Linked DNA regions of Homo sapiens: region 1 is linked to region 2. A link is an interaction called in ENCODE POLR2A ChIA-PET data of the cell type or tissue named here. Cell type or tissue: PC-3. All regions are shown on one strand. Each heading gives the region's core, and the rest is flanking DNA. Links, peaks and the distances in the headings are about the cores only.

Evidence for each region. Peaks named below come from ENCODE experiments on the same cell type or tissue, not always from the same donor. Only the 100,000 strongest peaks of a DNase experiment are listed, where the experiment ranks them.
Region 1: POLR2A ChIA-PET joins it to region 2 with 16 read pairs; 3 of 35 experiments call an interaction of 5 or more read pairs at or near these places.

What each region holds. Positions count from the first base shown.
Region 1 is chr12:67,905,222-67,915,386 of GRCh38, forward strand. No RefSeq gene overlaps it. Among named protein-coding and RNA genes, the nearest start is that of LINC01479, 19 kb to the right of the region's middle. In PC-3, for the core only: no CTCF peak of the experiment used is centred there; DNase peaks (open chromatin) are centred at 4,060, 4,200, 5,330 and 5,450; H3K27ac peaks cover 2,500 bases.
Region 2 is chr12:67,588,697-67,598,861 of GRCh38, forward strand. It overlaps LINC02442 (long intergenic non-protein coding RNA 2442), which reads right to left and starts at 1,294. Exons shown (of 3, transcript NR_183543.1): 1 at 1,170-1,294. RefSeq lists a silencer at 911-1,130 and an enhancer at 4,168-4,257. In PC-3, for the core only: no CTCF peak of the experiment used is centred there; DNase peaks (open chromatin) are centred at 4,125 and 4,565; H3K4me3 peaks cover 1,057 bases; H3K27ac peaks cover 2,175 bases.

The sequences.
Region 1 (10,165 bases), core at 4,033-6,532, 320 kb after region 2:
AATTAAACTAAAGAGCTTCTGCACAGCCAAAGAAACTACCATCAGAGTGAACAGGCAACCTACAAAATGGGAAAAAATTTTCGCAACCTACTCATCTGACAAAGGGCTAATATCCAGAATCTACAATGAACTCAAACAAATTTACAAGAAAAAAACAAACAACCCCATCAAAAAGTGGGCAAAGGACATGAACAGACACTTCTCAAAAGAAGACATTTATGCAGCCAAAAAACACATGAAAAAATGCTCATCATCACTGGCCATCAGAGAAATGCAAATCAAAACCACAATTAGATACCATCTCACACCAGTTAGAATGGCAAGCATTAAAAAGTCAGGAAACAACAGGTGCTGGAGAGGATGTGGAGAAATAGGAACACTTTTACACTGTTGGTGGGACTGTAAACTAGTTCAACCATTGTGGAAGTCAGTGTGGCGATTCCTCAGGGATCTCGAACTAGAAATACCATTTGACCCAGCCATCCCATTACTGGGTATATACCCAAAGGACTATAAATCATGCTGCTATAAAGACACATGCACATGTATGTTTATTGTGGCATTATTCACAATAGCAAAGACTTGGAACCAACCCAAATGTCCAACAATGATAGACTGGATTAAGAAAATGTGGCACATATACACCATGGAATACTATGCAGCCATAAAAAATGATGAGTTCATGTCCTTTGTAGGGACATGGATGGAACTGGAAATCATCATTCTCAGTAAACTATCACAAGAACAAAAAATCAAACACCGCATATTCTCACTCATAGGTGGGAATTGATCAATGAGATCACATGGACACAGGAAGGGGAATATCACACTCTGGGGACTGTGGTGAGGTGGGGGGAGGGGGGAGGGATAGCACTGGGAGATATACCTAATGCTAGATGACGAGTTAGTGGGTGCAGCACACCAGCATGGCACATGTATACATATGTAACTAACCTGCACATTGTGCACATGTACCCTAAAACTTAAAGTATAATAAAAAAAATGCATTTTCTTTTTTAAAATTTATTTTATTCTTAAATTTTTAATTGACAAGTAAAAATTGTATATATTTATATTGTACAACTTGATGTTTGGTTATATGTATACATTGTAGAATGGCTAAATCAAACTAATATATGCATTACCTCACATACTTATTATTTGTGTGTATGTGTGGTGAGAACACTTAGAATCTACTTTCTTAGTAATTTTCAATTATACAATAATATTGTTATTAATTGTAGTCATCACCATGAACAATAGATTTTTTTTTGAGAGATCTCTTAAATGTATTCCTCCTAACTGAAATGTTTTGTCCTTTGTCCAACATCTCCCCAAACCCCCAGCCCCCAGCCTTTGGAAACCACCATTTTACTCTGTTTCTATGAGTTTTACTTTTTTACACTGCACATATGAGATCATGTGGTATTTGTCTTTCTGTGCCTGGCTTATTTAACATAATGTCCACCAGTTTCACCCATGTTGTCGCTAATGACAGGATTTTCCCTTTTTAAGGCTGAATAGTATTCTATTGTGTATATACCACATTTTCTCAAACAAGAGAGTGAAGAGACAACCTACAGCATGGGTAAATATACTGTATTTGTAAACCATAAATCCGATAAGGGGTTAATATCCAAAATATATAAAGAACTCAACTCAATAGAAAACAAATAACCCAATTTAAAAATGGGCAAAGGACCTGAATAGACATCTTTCAAAAGAAGACATGCAAATGGACAACAGGTATATTAAAAATATATATTCTAATGATTATCACTGGTGGGTGGAAAAGCTTTTTTTTGTATATTGATTGTGGATGCTGGCTATTTGATGAACTTCTTAAAGCTGTAATAGAATTTAAGCTAGTTGTCTTAGATTTTCAAGGTAGATGATCCTATCATCTGCCAATTCTTTTTTTCTTTCCATTAATTAAACCTCATTTCTGTTGCCCTATTTTGTTGGTGAGGGCCATCGGGATAGTGTTGAATATCATGAGAGTTAATATTGCTGTTTTAGATAAAACTGAATCTAATATTTCCTCATAAGTATGATGGTTTCTAAAGATGTTTGCTATAGCCACTCTATATTAAACCAAGGAATTTTTCTTATATTTCTAGTTCTTAAAAGGCTTTTATTTTCCTCTCTCCTATAAATGGGTTTTATATTTGTTTGAATTCTCTTTTTTTTTTTTTTCAGCTTTCTTGGTATAATTACCTGGTTTTCTTCATTTAATTCACTGAATTGCCTTCATAGATTTGCTAATGTTGGAGCATCTTTGCAAGAATTAATGTTGATTTATTTTAAATGTCCTGCTGAATTCAACGTACTGAGTTTTTTAAAATAGAATTTTTGCACTTATCTTTATGTTTTAAAACAAATGAAATTGTTTTCTGCCTCATGGCCTGTAGCCTGGTTAGTTCCTCAGCTAAATTTTTTTCCCTCTGTTCTTTGAATGCCTCACTCCTTCTATTTAGTTCTCAGATTGAAGGTCAACATTTTTGCTATCACTTCTTGATTTTACTGTTTAATATTTCCCCCACTGCAGTGTTCCCTTACATATTATTCTGTTTCATTTTCTTCAGGGCACACATCACTGTTTAAGCCATTTTATTTATTTGTTCACTCATTTATTGTCTGTCTTCTCCAAAAGAATGTAAGTTGCATGAGGGCAGCAAGTGTTCATTTAGTCTACCACGTTGACTTCAGTGTCTCCACATTGAAAACACCACGTACACTAGATGGCAGAAGTTCAGAGGCATGGGCTTGGGCTTTGGTGGTGAACTGTGTGGCCTTATGCAAGTTATTTAAACTCGCTAAGCTCCAACTCTATAATATATAAAAGGGGAATAATAGTAGTCACATGACACATCTCTGGAGGGATTAAAGGAGACAACATATTTTAACAAATTTCAAGAGCTAGGATAAATTAGCTGATCACTAAGTGTTAGTTTTCTTAACTCCCCCTTTTCCCTTAAGATTGTAATAAGATACCAGGAAAAAGGAAATAGCGCCTAGGAAAATGCTGTGTGCAATCAGGTATATATTCTGGCAGAGAATCTTTGTATGCAATTAGGCAGAGCACTCTGCCGCTATTATTACAGCTCAACACATTGGTTTGAAACAGCTTCACTTTTTACTGAGATAACATTTTCACATGGAAATTTCAGTGAATGTTAGCCTTCAATATCTGAGTTTCTAATTCTTTCAGCAGAGTTTATAATTTTCCAGAATGCCCCTTCTTTTAAGGTGTTAGTTACAATGTAGGCTATTTCATGAGCATTTTCTAACTCCAGCCTTTAAGACAGAATTGTAAAGCAAGAGATAGAATTCTGCAATAATTTACTGGTTGATTCCCAAATTTCAAACTTTAACATAGGTGTCAGAACAATAAGATGATTTATGATTATGACTGACAACACAGGTTGCTCTTATGCATGTATCTATTCAGGAGCCAGTTATATTTTTCTAGCTGAAAAATCATCTTTAAAGTTGTCTTGAGGGGTCTGAGTATCCCCCGATTGCCATGACACAGCAGCTGTTTTGCTCTCAGTTTCCTTGTTTCAGTTTTTCCATCCACTTATTGAGTTCCAGGTTGTATACCTGGTGCACACCCGCACCCAGGCAACTTACCCTGTAATTACTAGCAAATTACCTAAAAGTAAATAAAGAGCCTGAAGTATTGAGTTAAAAAAGGTAGCTCCACAAAGTGATATTACCATGACCCCTTTCTGGATTTGGCTCTTGATATCGCTGACAACTTTTTCTTGAAATTCTCCAAAGTATGTCACTCAGTTGACCAAATGGACAGCAGAATGCTTTAGGTGTTTTCATACTTTCCAGTGGCACAGCTATGCCTCATCCAATGGCAGTGGATATTCGCCAAAGTGTCACTCTTCACCAAAATGTGCAAAAACATAATAAAAAATAAAATGATGTAATCTCATTGGAATTTGTGCAGGCTAAACAACCGTGACTGTGCTAAACCACCTATATAAATCATATTTCAAAGCATAAACTGCACATTCTCTCAATTTAAAAGAGCTGAATCTGCATTAAAACCTCAAATGGTCCTGAATTGAGGCCTCATTAAATAGAAAATTCACCAACTAATGCAGGTCAAGAAACCAGTTTGCTTAGGCAACAAAACATTTGTGGCATTTCTCTCCTGTATGAATTCGTGCACGCTGGAAAAGGCAATGATTCTGGTTGAAGGCTTTCCCACATTCATTACTTTTATAAGGTTTCTCTCTGGTATGCATCTGACTTACATCATGGGAAAGCTAGTTTCATGACTCCTTTGGAATAGTTGTGGTCCTGAATATGGAAAATCAATTAATGAATAGCTTAAAGCACAATAGTCAACAAATAGATGTGAAAATTCTTTGTGAACTTTAAAGTCTTACTTAAACGTGAGATATTATATACAGTGTTTTATGTTAGACTGTGAGCTTGTTAAAGAAAGAACTATGCCTTCTTTTTCTTTCTACCAGTTCCAGTGCCTCGTACAACATAGAAACCATAAGTGTTTTTGAAAGAGCAAATGAATATTGGAAGGAGTAAGGTGATAGCTAAAGCTAAAACAATGTTTAGGGAGAACAACTGAAACAAAAGCAGCATTTGTGTCTTAAACTCATGGCCTCTGAAACAGCCTTGATAGATAGTAGAGAGGGTCAGATAGAGAGAGCCTGACTCAGAGATTGGGAAGCCCTATATGGTTGGAAGAGAAAGTAAGAGGAGACCCAAAGTATTAGACCACAGAAAGAAGTTCTAATAGTCAGTGTCAAGAGATTCAGCAGGAGGTTGTGTATCAGGATTTGGGTTTGGGAGTGGTATGGAGCTTACCTATCTCTAAAACGAGCAGGAGGGCAAAAATGAATCCCAGTCCCAAAGAATTCACTAATGGCCAGCAAACCAACACAGGAACCCCAGCACAGACACACAAGATAGGAAACCAGTTGTTGAAACTACAATGTAACGGGGCTGATTTAATAAAAACCTGTTACATGAGTTATAGGTTTTTTTTTTTTTTTTTTTTTTTTAATGTATGTGCCCCACCTTAGGAAAGCCAGAAATAATGGCAACGAAGAAATATTCATTCACAGTGAGAAAGCCATTAGAACGTTGGCTGGAACCTAGGGGCATATCGAGGGCCCACGTGGGAAGGACAATGACAACTTGTTTAGTCCTCACTGGTTTCCCAGTCTGTGGATCTTATTTGAATTATCCAAGTCATCCAGATAATGGGAAATAGAGAATGTGAATCTTCCATATTGTGGTATTATTAAAGAGCATTAAGTAACGAGCTGGTAGGTTCTTTACCTCTTATTCATGTATTACTCAGAAATGCCTCACTTTTCTGGAATTCCAAATCTCTCAGCAATCATATTCAAATGCCATCCCTTTTACTAACACACATATAAAGTGGTGATAGTTTTTTTTTTTTTTTTTTTTTTTCATTGAAACCTACACTTGGCCTCTGGAGACAACTGAACTTATTTATAGCAGTGCAGGGATTCATTTTTAAAATTACTTTCCCATGTCGTCTATGACACATAAAAAAGAAAGGCGTGCTCTGAGCCAATTGGGATAGGGATTATGTATGGCATATGTAGCAACTGCTCCTCTCTTCCTGTTTTGTACATGTGTCCAATAGAGGAAGAGCAGCTGCATCATTTGTCATTAAGTATTAGGCAAGTAAGGGCTTTGTCTGGGGAGAATGACACAGAATAAACATTTCCCACCTTGGAAATAAATGTCTCCTATTGGCTTCGATGTGTGTGTTGATAAACGATTTTCGATTGCCTAAGGATTTCTCTGCTAATGGGAGGCCATTACTTTCTACAACGTTCAACAACACTGATATTATCCCGCGATGCCAATGCATTTGTGCTCCGTGGCAGTCATGGAGACTGAAAGTGCCTGCGAAACCAATGTGTGACAGGTCACATTTGCAATGCCAGTGCACAGTTACCCTCTGCAGAGCTTTGCTCTCCTGGGATACTTCTATTCTTAACTATTCATCGGAATTTAATTACTAGCAGACTTTTCATCCTGAAAGTTGCCACCACCAGCTAATTTCAACAATACAAGAAGCCCCAGTGTCATCCAAGAAGGCCACCTTATACAAAGTACCTAAAATAGCTGCAAGGTTCTCAAGTGAGTATTCATAGTAAGAGAAAAGAGTGCACGCTGGCCAAGTTAGAAGTGGGATCCTGGAGCCAGCCTCTCATTCTTGGCAAACAACGCAAATGCAGCAGGCCTCTCTGTGATAGCAGCGTGGCAGCGAATGAACAGCTCCTTCTCTCCCTTTAGAAAATGTTTAGGGCCATCGTTACAGAACTCTTTTCAGGCTTCAAGTTTTAATGTTCTGGTGGGAGAAATGAAAGTATCATTTCCCAACACATTAGAAAATGCCTAAGGTACACAGATAGGATGGGCTACCTGTTTGCCTTATTTCGTATATCCAGCCAGATTGTCTACATATTGCCTTCTGAACATACCTTCTACTCTCTCCTTTCCAAATATCTGCTTCCTTTGATTTCTGCCAAATGAAATGTTTGCCCCACCACCCTGCCCTACGACCATCCTCTCTGATAAGCAAGGTACTCAAATAAACTATATCTTAACAAATAGTTACCCCTGTAGCATGATGTACTTTCAATTGGAGAGCAGAGACCAAGGAAGGAAAACGAGATTTCAGGAATCATGCACAACATAATGGACCAAAAGAAGACAATGGCAGAGAAGTGAAGGGAGAGATGCCAGAGGGCATCACTCAACAGTACTCTTACTGTTCTAGGGACACTGATAGATGGACCGCATGATGTACAACATAAGACAACAACAAGGTTATGTGGATAAATTCTATAGTAAAATACACTTAAGAAACAGTAGTCCAAATAATTAAAATACATTTATTTTCTGCAAGATTTCCCAGAGCCTGATGTGTGTTGTTATTCTCCAAGAAGTAGATACATTTGACCCAGGATTCCCCCTCCTCCCTTTTTGGTAATAACCTCTCTTAGAACTAATATTCCATGGCACACGGGTTTTAAAAGAGTTTCTCAGAAAAAAAGGAGAATTAAGCATATGATAGAAATGAAATGGTTTAAATCTCGGGATGACTGAAAAATATGTACATTCTACCCAGATAAATAAATATATATATATATATATATATATATATGAATCAAAAGTTGGGTAAAATATAAATTAAGTAGGATAATATATGAATAAAGGGATAGATTCTGTGTGATATCTCTGTCTTGACCTAAGGACAATGACATTGTTGCTGGTTTATAGGGTTTTGGGGGGTAGTAGGGCACCCAACTGAAGGTATTGTGCTCTTGCTTTTGAAAATATGTCAGTGAACTTTGTGCACTACAACATGGCTTATAAGTCCTTTATGATCTGCATCCCGTCTCATGCTACTTTCTCTCCTTACTCCCTTTGTTCTAGTCACCTTGACTACATGCAGGTTTTGAATAACTCTCTCATTTTGGTGCTATTGTGTTGCTGCATCCCTGTCTAGAACACACCTCCCAGCCTTTTTTCCTGGATAACTCCCAGTCATCATTCAAGTTTCAATGTAGATGTTTCTTTCTCCAGGAAGCTTCCCTACTCCCTCTGCCAATGAATCAAGTCCTGCCAGACCCCCACCAGGTGCTCCCATTGCCCCTGAATGCCCATCACATTCGATTACAGTTGCTGCTGTGCCTGTCCATATTCCCCACTAGATAGTAAGTTCAGGGAGGGGACTGATCTCAGTCATACTCTCAGCCCCCAACCTCATGGCACAATGAAGCCACCCCAAAACTGTTAATTATCAATTAATTAATCATCTAGTGCAACATCTCTGTCAAGTTACTCCAAGAAGATAGTGTGATGGAATGGGGCCCTAGCACCTCCCCCCAATACACACACAGTGACAAGAAGCTTAGCCCTGACAAGCTTATGCTAGCTTCTATCAAAGGACTTGAGGATTTTTTCTCTTTATTCTGCTTCTTGAGGTTCAAAGTCCTCCAACTGATTACAATTCAAAAGTGGGACTTTTAGGGTAAGGAGAAAGTTGTGATATAGGCAATGTACACAGAGGTTGACAGATTGACCAATTCATTCATCTACTAGCATGTAAGCTCCATGAGACCAAGAATGAAAGTCAGTCCATCTGCAGCAGTGTGTGAGCAGAGGAGTGGCAGGATAATGCTGGAGAAGGCAGGAGGAAACTGATCACACAGGGTCTTGTAGACTAGTAAGGATTTTTGTATGAAGTACCAGGACACAACTTTATTATACAGGGCTTTTAATGTTAAAGTTTTATAATGATCACTTTTCTCATTCTGTAATTCTTCCTTATTTCTATCACCAGCCCAAAAAGAGAAGCAATTCTTTCTTCTTCTTTTAGTGCTTCTGTTCATTACAGAAGCAAAAATATTCAGGCTATTTTTTTCTTTCCCTTGAATTAAGGCTGGAATATATGCAGGCATCTCTTAATATGTTATATCTCTATTCAGTCTCGTTTCTGATGCCCCCAACATACTCCATCAGAAAAATCAATCTGAACTTCAGCTGAGGACAGAGTTAAAGCTTTCCCTAGGATCATGTGTGGTTGGATTGGGGGTTGAAGGTAGGTGGTGGTTATTCCACATGCCAGGGCAAATGAACATGAGATCCAGCCCACTAAGAACTACCTCTATCATTATGTATCCAGGGTATTTCTAATAAAAAGAATGAGGAGAAGCTAGAGAAAGATAATTTTATCAAAAATCAGAAATTAGATAATTACCACAATTAAGCACTAAATTAATTCTGAGCTTATGATTACCCAAGGCAAAAGACAGTGTCATGGGATATTTCTGTCTAGCAGAAGGAAAGATATTAGTTTTTAAGGAGAGAATAACTTTTTTTTTTACAGGTTATAAAATCAAGGACAAATTACTTATATGGAATTTAATCATAGAGACTTAGAGAAATCCAATGGAAAATATGTTTTCTAAAATATTTCACATGTATTTCTCATGGCCATTTCTTATGCCAATTCTTGATTAAAAACAATTGAGATCGTGGCATATAATTGTGGTTACATTAGAACATTTTGATGAGGCACTGGACTTATATAATCCAAATATATTACAGTTATTACCCAGAATATTATCAGATAGATGGTTAGCATTTGCTTTGGCTATCCACAAATATGTCATTCATCTTAATCAATGTTTTAATAGAAAGCTAAGATTAGGATTTCTGAAAAGTATCTCCAGTACAGATAGTCCATTTTGCTTGAAAAGAGATCTGTAGGATTTTTAGATACCAAATGATTAATCATACCTGAAAATACAATACTTTGTTGCACCAACACACAATAATCTTCCTGAACAACAATCCCTCCCTAATGGCCATATATTCAGAGGTTCATGACAGTTCATATATTCTGTGGTCTCTGCTTCCATGGGCTCACTGCCTTCCAGTCAGTTTTTCTAAGTAACTCTTACTTTTAGTCCCTGAACTTCAAACCTATTACTTGTAGTCCCTGAACTTCAAACCTATCCTATGTTCTGCAATGCATATATCTGGCTTTGCTTTCATACTGCTACCTGATCTTATTATCTTCTTCCTGTCAAATAATCATTGCATTACTAGGAGAAGAAATGAGGATTTACAATGTAACTTACAGCAGAAGGATGAGGAAGGAAATTTTCAGCACTACAATAAGGTCAAGTTAAAACTATGTGTTAGAAATCTCCCATCAAAAATGTTTACGCTATAATAGCACTATCCAATTGGAAAATAGTACAAACCACGTATGCAACTTAAAGTTTTCTGGTAACCATAATTTTAAAAGTAAAAAAAAAAACAGTAAAATTCATTTTAATAAGTCTAAATGCAATATATCCAAAGTACTATTATTTCAACATGTAATACAAATTTTTAAAAATATATTGAGATGATTCAAAATTCAGTGTGTGTTGTACACCCACAGCACATCTTAATGCATTCTACCTACATTTGAAGTCCTCAGTAGTCACATGTTACCATACTAAACAGCATAACTCTATAATATAGTATTATGCCCCTCAGAAAGCTTTTAGGTAAACCTCAGTCTACAGTCCTGAAAAATATTATGAGTGGCAGAGCTAATGCTGAATCAATATTTACATTTTAT
Region 2 (10,165 bases), core at 3,113-5,612:
ACACAAAGAATTATTCCTCTTCCACATTTGTCTTCCTTTCACAGATGAAGAAATAGGGACCCAGAGAAGCCATATAATGTATGCCAAGGTCACACAACCATGATTAAATGCCTTTTTTGTGTGTGAGATGGGGTTTCACTCTGTCACCCAGATTGGAGTCCAGTGGTGCAATCTCAGCTCACTGCAACCTCTGCCTCCCTGGCCCAAGCGACTCTCATGCCCCAGCCTCCTGAGTAGCTGGGACTACAGGCATGTGCCACCACACCCAACTAATTTTTGTATTTTTGTGTAGAAATGGGTTTTGGTCATGTTGCCCTGGCTGGTCTCGAACTCCTGAGCTCAGGCAATCCACCCACCTCAGCCTCCCAAAGTGCTGGGATTACAGGCGTGAGCCACTGCACCCAGTCTGTTTAAATGCCAACTTTATAAACCTAAGATTAGTTGTAAAGGAAATTTTAGAGATGGCTTTCAACATAAGTTGGGTAGCAGATTTATAACAAAGTTCTGGCTGACATTTAGAATAGTGATAAGCTGAGTAATAATATTCAACAGGGAATCTCAGATAACTTCAAGGGGCCTTTTGGAGTCCTGGTGTTTCAATCCAGAAATTCCTTATCCTCTCAGCATTACGTCTGCCAAGCCTACACACCAAGAAACCTGGCCCTGGGATGTTCTAGACAACAAGAAGTTCCATTTAACCACATTCCTTTAAAGTCAAGGGCCAGACTTAGGAAGCCAGCTTCTTGCTTTCTCTCTTCAAGCCCCTACCCGGGTACTTCTAGAGTATGAGAATCAAGGTGCCCAGAAAACAGAAACCAGCAGCCCAAATTGGAGAGAATTTAGACCTTAAAATCTTCATGGGCTCAAAAATTTTCTCATTAGTATCTGCCTTCTGATCATAACGGTCCCAGAAAATTCAAAACATGTCTTGCGGATCTGAAGCCACCCTGCATCTCCAGTGTTAGCGTAGCTCAATCCCCTTTTGTTTTCTACGTTCTTCTCCTTCTCTTCTACCGTCTTTGTCCACACCTCCCACATGTCCACCATATCCAGCCTGGGAAAGGTGCAGCCATGGCTGGGCACGGGAAGGAAAAGGAGGAGTGATGTGCCGTCCCCTCCCCGAAGTCTCAGCCCCAGGGTGGGGTATTATTCTACTTCCTAATCCTTACATTTCTGCAGTGGTTCCTGTCTCTAAAGTCTTCATGTCTCCCTCCACCATGTTTCTTGATGACACCAGAGTTTTATTTGAGAAACATGGAAAAACTGGCCAGTGAGCCCCTCAACCCCAAACCACACCCCCTTTGTGTGGCAGCACAATTAATACGAAGTCCCAGTGTTTGTGTCTGTAGCCTATATTGTTTGCCGTCTGCCTTTGGGAGAGGCAGACCTCCTTCAGGGTCTATCAGCGGCACTTTATTGTTTGTATCTTCTATTTAAATTTTTAATACGGATACATTGATAATTTTAATTAAAAATAACTTTCTGCATTACTTCACAACCTGTTTCTTTTTTTTAGTTTGCGGTAATATGTTGAGAATAGTATGTGATACCTGTGGCAGGAGAGAGGAGTAGATTCCTTTTAAGGCAGTTAGAGGAACTCCTTGTTGTTCAGGCAAGCACCAAGGCAAGAAGCAGTGACAATTTTTCACTGACAGTGCCCCAAACTTGCCCTGCAAAGCTTAAAAGGAGACGCTGCTCTTTGAGGTCCACTGCTTGAATCCAAGGCATGTGCTATGCTTAGTGGAGTGTGTTTAGAGCTCCTTTTTCCAACATGCCAAAAAAAAAAAAAAAAAAAAAAAAGATGCTCATGCTACTTCTTGCTTTCTGTCTATTTCTTTCTTGCCCTTAGGCTTAAAAGTAAGCATGATGGAGAACAAGAGAGAAGGCGTGCCCTGGCAACCATTGCCAGGAAACAGATTTCACTGAAGTCATAAATTAGAAAGATAACCCACTTACCGGAGGTGGGTTCATATGCAATGCTGAAAAATCTGCCAGTATAGAGAATATTGCTACCTTTAGCTTCAGTTTTTTTAATCACTCATGTTTGATAATTATAAAGATGTTTAAAGAGGAAATCATGATGTATAATCCTATCACTGTGTAAGCTCTGCTGATACTTTTTCTCATATAAATGTTTTCTTATGTAAAAATAATAAATACACATGGTAAAACAAAAATCAGACAGAAATATACAAAACAGAAAGTAAAAGTCTACTTAACATATGCTTCCTGCTTTCTTTATTTTTTAAGCTTAAATTTGCCAAAGGAGCTTCCTACTTTCAAAAACTTCTTTACACACACATATATAAATGTGTGTTCTTTTTTATTATTTATGTAAAAGAGATAATGCTGCTCACTTTTTTGGTCTTATATCTTTATTTTTCACTTTTTGGAAATCTACATCAATATTTTAATTCTGCTCTATGACTACATCATATTTTATTGAACCAATCTGCTTTGCAAATGAATTGGTGGATATTGTTGTCAATGAATGATTAAAGGACTTCAACACATTAGAATTAAAATGAAGCTATGAAATCACCTCAATTACCATTTATGAATTTATTATCTCTACTTAACAAGTGTTTATTGAGCACCTAGTATATACCAGACATTTTCTTAGGTGCCAGGGATGTAAGCAGGATAATCATCTCTGAGTCAAATGGATCATAGCCTAAGTGGAGGGAGATAGCTCAGCAAATCAATAATTACTGTCACTGCTGAGATATGAATAACAAAAAATGCTGTAGCCACTGAGATTAGAAGCCCAGTGTAAGCTAAAGTTAAAGGGTTAATGAGGAGAAAATCTTGAGCAAGCCACATGTGGGAAGGCTTGAAGACATGAAGTAGCACAATGTATTCATGGAGGTGCAAGAATTTGGGGGTGGTCAGAGCACAAGTTTCGTGAGGGAATCCAGCCTAGGCAACAGAGCAAGAGCCCATCTCTAAGGCCTTTAAGCTAGAGACAGAGGCTGGGGTCAAAGCCATACCACAAACTTTATCCCAAAAGCCATAGGGAGTCATTGAGGTTTTAAGTACTGTGGGGAGAAGGGAAATGGGAGTGATGTGATAATTTTTAAATAATTTAAGAAAAAAGCAAAAATTAAGGATTAAAATAGAAAAACTTCTGGCTACAAATTCACTCTCAGCATAGAGAAAGGAAATAAGAGCTAGATAAGAAAAATAAACGGGCTGCAGGTGCAGTGGCTTATGTCTGTAATCCCAGCATTTTGAGAGGCTGAGGTGGGAGGATCACTGTAGTTCAAGACCAGCCTGGGCAACAAGGTGAGACTCTGTCTCTATAAAAATAAAAATTAAAAAAATTAACTGAGCATGGTTGCTCATGCCTCTAGTCCTAGCTGCTTGAAAGGCTGAGATGGGAGAATCGCTTGAGCCCAGGAGTTTGAGATTATAGTGAGCTATGATTGCACCACTGCACTCCAGCCTGGGTAACAGAATGATGAAAACCCATCTCTTAAAAAAAATGAAAGAAGGAAGGAAGAGAGAGAGAGAAAGAAAGGAAGGAAGGGAGAAAAGAAAGAAAGAAAGAGAGAGAGAGAAAGAAGGAAAAGAAAGAAAGAAAGAAAAAGAAAGACCAAGCAAGCAGGGAGGGAGGGAGGAAGAAAGGAAGGAGAAAAGAGAAAAGGAAGGAAGGAGAGAGAGAAAGAAAGAAGAAAGGAAAGAAAGAAAGAGAGAAAGAAAAGAAAAAGAGAAAAAGAAAGGAAGGAAGGAAGGAAGGAAGGAAGGAAGGAAGGAAGGACGGAAAGGGAAAAGAGAAAAGGAAGGAAGGGGAAAAAAGAAAAGAAAGAAAAGGAAGGAAGGAAGGCAACAACAACAACAAAAACAGATTTCAAATGAAAAGTGAGTACGACAGGATACTGAGAGTATGAGCAAGATAACAAATTATTAAAGGATAGTTAAGAAAGGTAAATTAAATTTTTGATACAATATTCTAACTTAAATCATTCTAATGAATTTAATTCTCAATAAATATACTTCATAAAATCCATCAGGTAAGATGATCTTTGGCAAAGAAAAACTAGGATCCTTCTGAGTGGTGCACTGGAGCCAGCTAAATTGGTCATGGTAGGAGTATTTATACCATGGAAACTGGCCAACACACAAATCAGTTTTGGTTTTGCTTTTGTTTTCCCCAAGAGTGCCTGTTGTTAAACATTTGTCAGCACACTATTGAACCCTCCTTGAGTGAAGCAACTAGGAATCATTGAAAACATCCACAATTTAATTTCTTCCAGAGACACCAAACTATTTCTATGCCTCCTCCCAATCCCCTCAAGTCCTAAAACCTATTTCATTGTCGAGATTATCAGCACATCAAAACATGTATTGTAAGTCACATCATTACATTTGCAAGGAGATAAAGAAATTAAAAAGCATAAGCATAAAGACAGGTCCTATGACTCTTGTTGCCCAGCCCTGGTGAAGACTAAGAAGCTGATAACTAGTGACAACTCTCCATTTTAACAGCCTGTTTCCCACAGGTGAAAGGGACCCATCATAGGCCTGCAGTGATTCTGATGACTCACAGGAAAGCAGTCCAGCTTGTTTGGCCAGTTCTTGGGTTATTGGACAGTCATGAATAGCTTTGGAGCTACTAAAGTCTCCTCTGGTGCCCTGAAGCTTCATTACTTCCATGAAATTCAGAGAGAGGTATTTATTTTACTGTTACCACTTTGGTATCATTTTATGGTTTCTCTTTCCAGAAACTTCTGTGCCAGAGCCAAAGTAATGGGACTGGATCTGTCTTTTTTTTTTTTTTTTAAGTGTTCATGATCATGCAACAGATACACCCACAACCAGTGAGTTTCAAAGCCAAAGGAAAACAACAGGCCTTTGATTAGGCTGTACCTACTCCAGTGCAGGAGGGCACCGCAGCAGCTGGGGGAGCCTGGCTTCACCACCTCTTTTCATTCTCCAGAGATGGGTGGAAAACAGTGTGTGGGTTGGAATTAAGGAATTGGGTTGACTAGCCCAAGGCTGGTTGGGAGCCTGCAGTTCAGAGAGAGATTATTGCTTTATTGGCTCTGGTAAAAAAAAAAAAAAAAAAAAAAAAAATGTGACCATCTTACATCATCTCAGCAGGACTGAAAATTTCACATGATTATCAAAGTGCATGAAATGCTAGACAGATCATTGAATGTGAGTGGAAAGGGAAAGGAGGGGTTGGTGGAGCAGAGGTAGATGCCCACTTTCTCACCAAAAAGAGCATCAGGACCTACTAATGGGTGCAGGAAAGTGAGTCAGATCTGGCCTTAAGGAAGTATCCTGAGTACCCACCAGTGCTCAGTTTCCTTATTGATATATCACTAGATACCAGCTACCATGACTTCTCTGCTCCTTTCCTGTCAATGACCACCCAGCTGAACCCTGCTCAGAAAAACTCTCCTTGCTTCAAGAGGGATTGTGTGGGCTTAGCTCAGGTTCATGGAAACACCCTGCTTGTTTCTTTCCTGTGGAGTGGATGGTGAAAGGAGTTGTTAGCACCAGTCAGCTTTTTCTTATCAAGTAACTTCATTATTTCTAGGGCAGCCACATACCCTTGTTTGTCCCAGACAGAGGGGTTTCTGGGACGCAAGACTTTTACTGCTAAAATCAGGAAAGTTCCTGGCAAACGGGGATGAGAAGTCACCCTAATTGTCACAGTATCTGATGAGGTGCCAAATGAGTAAGGGACAGTCAACACTGATGAAGGTTGGAATTGGTAGCTGGGAGTTTTGTACAATGCTGTGTATTTTACAATGCACTTTCACACACACTATCTCATTTTAATCTTATAACAAATTAAAGAGGGCAGAGGAGGTATTACTATTGCTTCATGTTGATGAAAAAATTGAGCCACAAAGATTAAGTGACTAGCTCAATGACACAGAGCTGGTTAGTAGCACAAAATTCGGGTGTTGCTTCCAACTCTCTGTGGAGTGAGATAGGAAGCAATTGATAGCTGGAGTCTGTGTTCTTTCTGCTGTACCATGTTGTCTCTCCAGTTATAGGGAGAATGGAATTCCTTTTTCTCTCATCACTTGCCTTTGTTTTTTCTTGTTATGATGCTCTGTTGTAGAGTGACAATCTTGCAGTGAAGAATAATTCAATGGAAATTCATAGCTTTGTCCCCAACCACCAACAACCAGGAAGCACAAATGCTCAGACATTAGCTGTGACTTCTACCCAAAGGCAAGGTAAAATGTCATTGCCAAGGATTACATTCAAATGACCTCTAATGTGGTTTTCTGATGGAGGGAAGAACTGAAGACAACACTAGTTCATCAGAAAATGCTGAGTGGAGAATTGCAGAGGTAGGGAGAAGAGAGAGCTGTGCATCTTAAGGCAAGATGACAGGCTCAGAAGTCAACAGCCTCAAGCAGAAGCATGCAGGGTTCTGGGATGAGAAACATGACTCAGCATTTATCCTTTCCTATAAAACATAGCAGCGTGTTAAGGCTGCATTTGAAATTTTACACTAAGGCCAGTGATAATATCTAAATTACGGTCATGACATGCATAACTTGATATCAGGTAGACTAGAAATTCTTCCTAAAATTAGAGAAGTTACAACCAAACCCAAACCTATCATTTCTGTATCCAATGACAGTCACAAAAGTATGAATATCTATGAGGAATTATAATGAATCTAAAATTTCTCTGGCCAGTCCTATTTCTTTTAGAATGTCAAGCAGCATTTGATTTATGATAATGGCTCAGATTTTCAAGATTAAATTCATGTTGGTATACTGTCTTTTAAAGCATGAAAACCCATTTGCTACAGAATGATATAATCATAATCTGCACTATAAATGAAAAGGCTTTATGTTGGCAAAACAAACATCTCTGAGATGCAGTAGAGCGATATGGTATACTGGTATGTACGGCGTGAAGAAAAGAGCTAGGGTTTTGCAATCAGCAGATTCAAGTTGAAATTCCAGTTGTGTTAGTGTGTGATGTTGGATGTTAAGTCTCAATTTTTTCATCTGTAAAATGTAAATCTTGTAGATTTGTTGTACTCTTAGATTTGTGGCCTCATAGATTTGCCTCCTCAGCTTCCTCTGTCTTGTTGCTTCTGTGGACAGCACATGGAACAGGGAACACAAGAAGGTTTCAAAAGATTTAAAATCATGGTTTTTAACATGTCTAAGATGTTATATGGTAAACTCCTTCCACCCATCAGCACTATCTCTCCTATACCAGGAGTAAGCCATAATATTTGTTTTACAAACTGCAATACTTAAATGCTTTTGGAGCAATTGAAATGCTTAAAAAATAGAAAAAACATCTCCAGTTCACCTTATCAAAAGCTGCAAGGACCCCTTCTTCCTTTATATAAAAATATTGACACACCTAGGCACACTAAGGGGCGTGTGAGATAGATTGGCAATTCAGATCTCCTGGCCCTTCACACTGGTCAATACCCACTTAATGCCACACTTGAGGCTTTTCCTCACATGCAGGGAAGCTGTAAGAGTTTAAATGACCTAATGGCTATAAAAGTTCCTAGAAGGGTACCTAGCTCAAAACAATGCATTCTCCCTTCCAACTTTGTTTTCTGGGTTCCACAGTTATTGAGACATTTTCCATTTGATATCACACAATTTTTTTTTTGCCAGTGTACCCAGAAGAATGCACTCTGATGATTCTATGTGTTTTTAGAAGGAGGGCCGAAGGACGCAAATTTTATTCAGTTATCTAAAAGTCTGACTGCCTGAAGTGATATTATTATTTCAGTTGTTAGAAAACTACGTAAGTATAGATAAGATAAAAATTGAATCATGTTGATTCTAGTCATCTATCAGCTTTTTTGTAGTAGTGATTTAATATTAACTTAATATTTTATGTTGTAAAAAGTTAGGAATCTTGTTTACATGTTAGAAATAGTTATGTTGCTGTCCTCCCTAAAATCCATAAAGCAGAAATTATATATAAATAAATTTACAGGTGCCTTTAGTCATGATGAAGGATTTCTCAGAATTCTTCTTTTCTTTTTTTTTGAGACAGGGTCTCTCTCTGTGTTGCCCAGGCTGGAGTGCAGTGGCGTGATCTCGGCTCACTTAAGCCTTGGCCTCCTCGGCTCCAGTGATTCTTCCACCTCAGCTTCCCTGGTAGCTGGGACTACAGGCACACAACACCCTGCCTGGCTAATTTTTGTATTTTTTATAGAGACGAGGTTTTACCATGTTCCCCAGGCTGGTATCAAACTCCTGGACTCAAGCTATCCTTCCACCTTAGCCTCCCAAGGTGCTATGATTACAGGCGTAAGCCACCGCACTCAGCACCTCAGAATTCTTGAATATAAAATTGCTCTGATTTATTTGACTATAGAAATGACTGAAAAATCTCAGCATTTTAAACTTTTTTTGTATACCCTGTTTCTAACTGCACTAAGATAAACAGTACAGTTATGTGTGTATATTTATATATTTTTTCCATGTTGGGGTATTTTCTGATCTTTCTCTAAAAAGCCATATATGACAATTAGCAGTAAGATGGAAAAGATAAAAGATATATTTGAGTTAATTTGGATAAAAAATAGACTTTTCTATTTAAGATTTCAAAATATTAATGACCTAAAACAAAACAAATTTTGCTGTTGGTCAGTTTTACTCTGGTTGAAGTAATGCATATTAGAAATAAAAGAAATCTTAAATAAGGACCATCTTCTAAATGTTAGCCAGGGGAGAAAAAAATAACAATGAGTCTTATCTACTGTTAAAGACTGTTTGTATCCTCCCAAAATTAATCTGTTGAAGCCCTAACCCCCAGTGTGATGGTGCTTGCAGATGGAGCCTTTGGAACATAATTAGGTTTAGATGAGGTCCTGAGGGTACAGCCCTAATCCCATGATATTACTGCCCCTAGAAGAAGAAACACTAATGAGTTTGCTCTCTCTCTCCACCACGTAAGGACACAGCAAGAAGGCAGCCATCTGCAAGCCATGAAGAGAGCCCTCACCAGAAACAAAGCATGCCGGCACCTTGATCTTGGACTTCTAGACTCCAGAACTGTGAGAAAATACATTTCTGTTGTTTAAGCCACACAGTCTGTGGTGTTTTGTTACAGTGGCTTGAGCAGATTAATCTGTTTACCAAAGGGAAGATGGACGTACACGCTATGGCTAGGAAGGAATGATAACTTATCATTGAACCTAAATGTAGGGGATGTCCTGCCTAAAATTTTGACCATGCTTTTATTTGTGTGTATGTATTTTTGTTTTGTTTTGTTTTTGCTCCTGGGTCAGCCTTGGGAGGGTAAATCACTACTGAAAGAAACATGGCTTTGTCCCCCAAAAAAGGATGAACATGTAGACCCTCTGGGAGTAATCAAGGCCTAGTATTAAGGAAAGACAGGGAAAGGTCAGGAGGCCTTTACTTCTGTGAGTGTCTGGAACCCAAAAAGACAATAAAAGCCTGCTGCGGATTAGGGCCTCAAAGTCAGTAGCTTCCTAGCCTCATTCTTGGAATTTACATCCCCAGGAAGAAAAAAGGGTTGCTGGTTGGGAGTCCTCAAATGGTAGGCTATTAGGCCACTTGTGACATGGCACTCTTGAGACAACTGGTGCATTGGAGGATAGTTTCAAGGTAAACAGTGAACCTGGAGCTCCTTGCCTAAGCTTGGATTTGAGCAAAAAAAAAAAAAAAAAAAAAAAAAAATAGCTTTGTTCAAAAATCCAAAATGGCAGAACCAGCTTCCTGAAAGACATGGCTCCTCATTTCCATCCACCCCCACAGACCTGGACCAGAAATATTCCTCAGTGCCCTTTAGATCTTATGGAACAAGTTTTCTTCAGTGATACCACATGTTGGTGAGAAGCTATGACAATAAATGTCTGATCTCTGCTTAGGTGTGGAAGTCAGACAAATTCCTCTATTCACAAAACCCCACAGATTGAGTGGCTTAATCTGTGTTTGCCTTTAGGGTTCTTTGATATTGAAAGACAAAGGGTAGTCTCAAGAGTAAGAGACTGAACTTGATAATCTCGCATGTGTGTGTTCAAGTTGATTTTTAAATTTAATTTAGAATAGAAAAGAAATGTGTATATCTCTGCAGTTGACAAATTTGGTTAACTACAGGCATAACTGTAGCAGTGTGTGCATAGTAATTGTCAGTAAGTGCCCTTTGAAAGATTTAAAGTCAAGTGGATGTTGGTTCAGAAAGG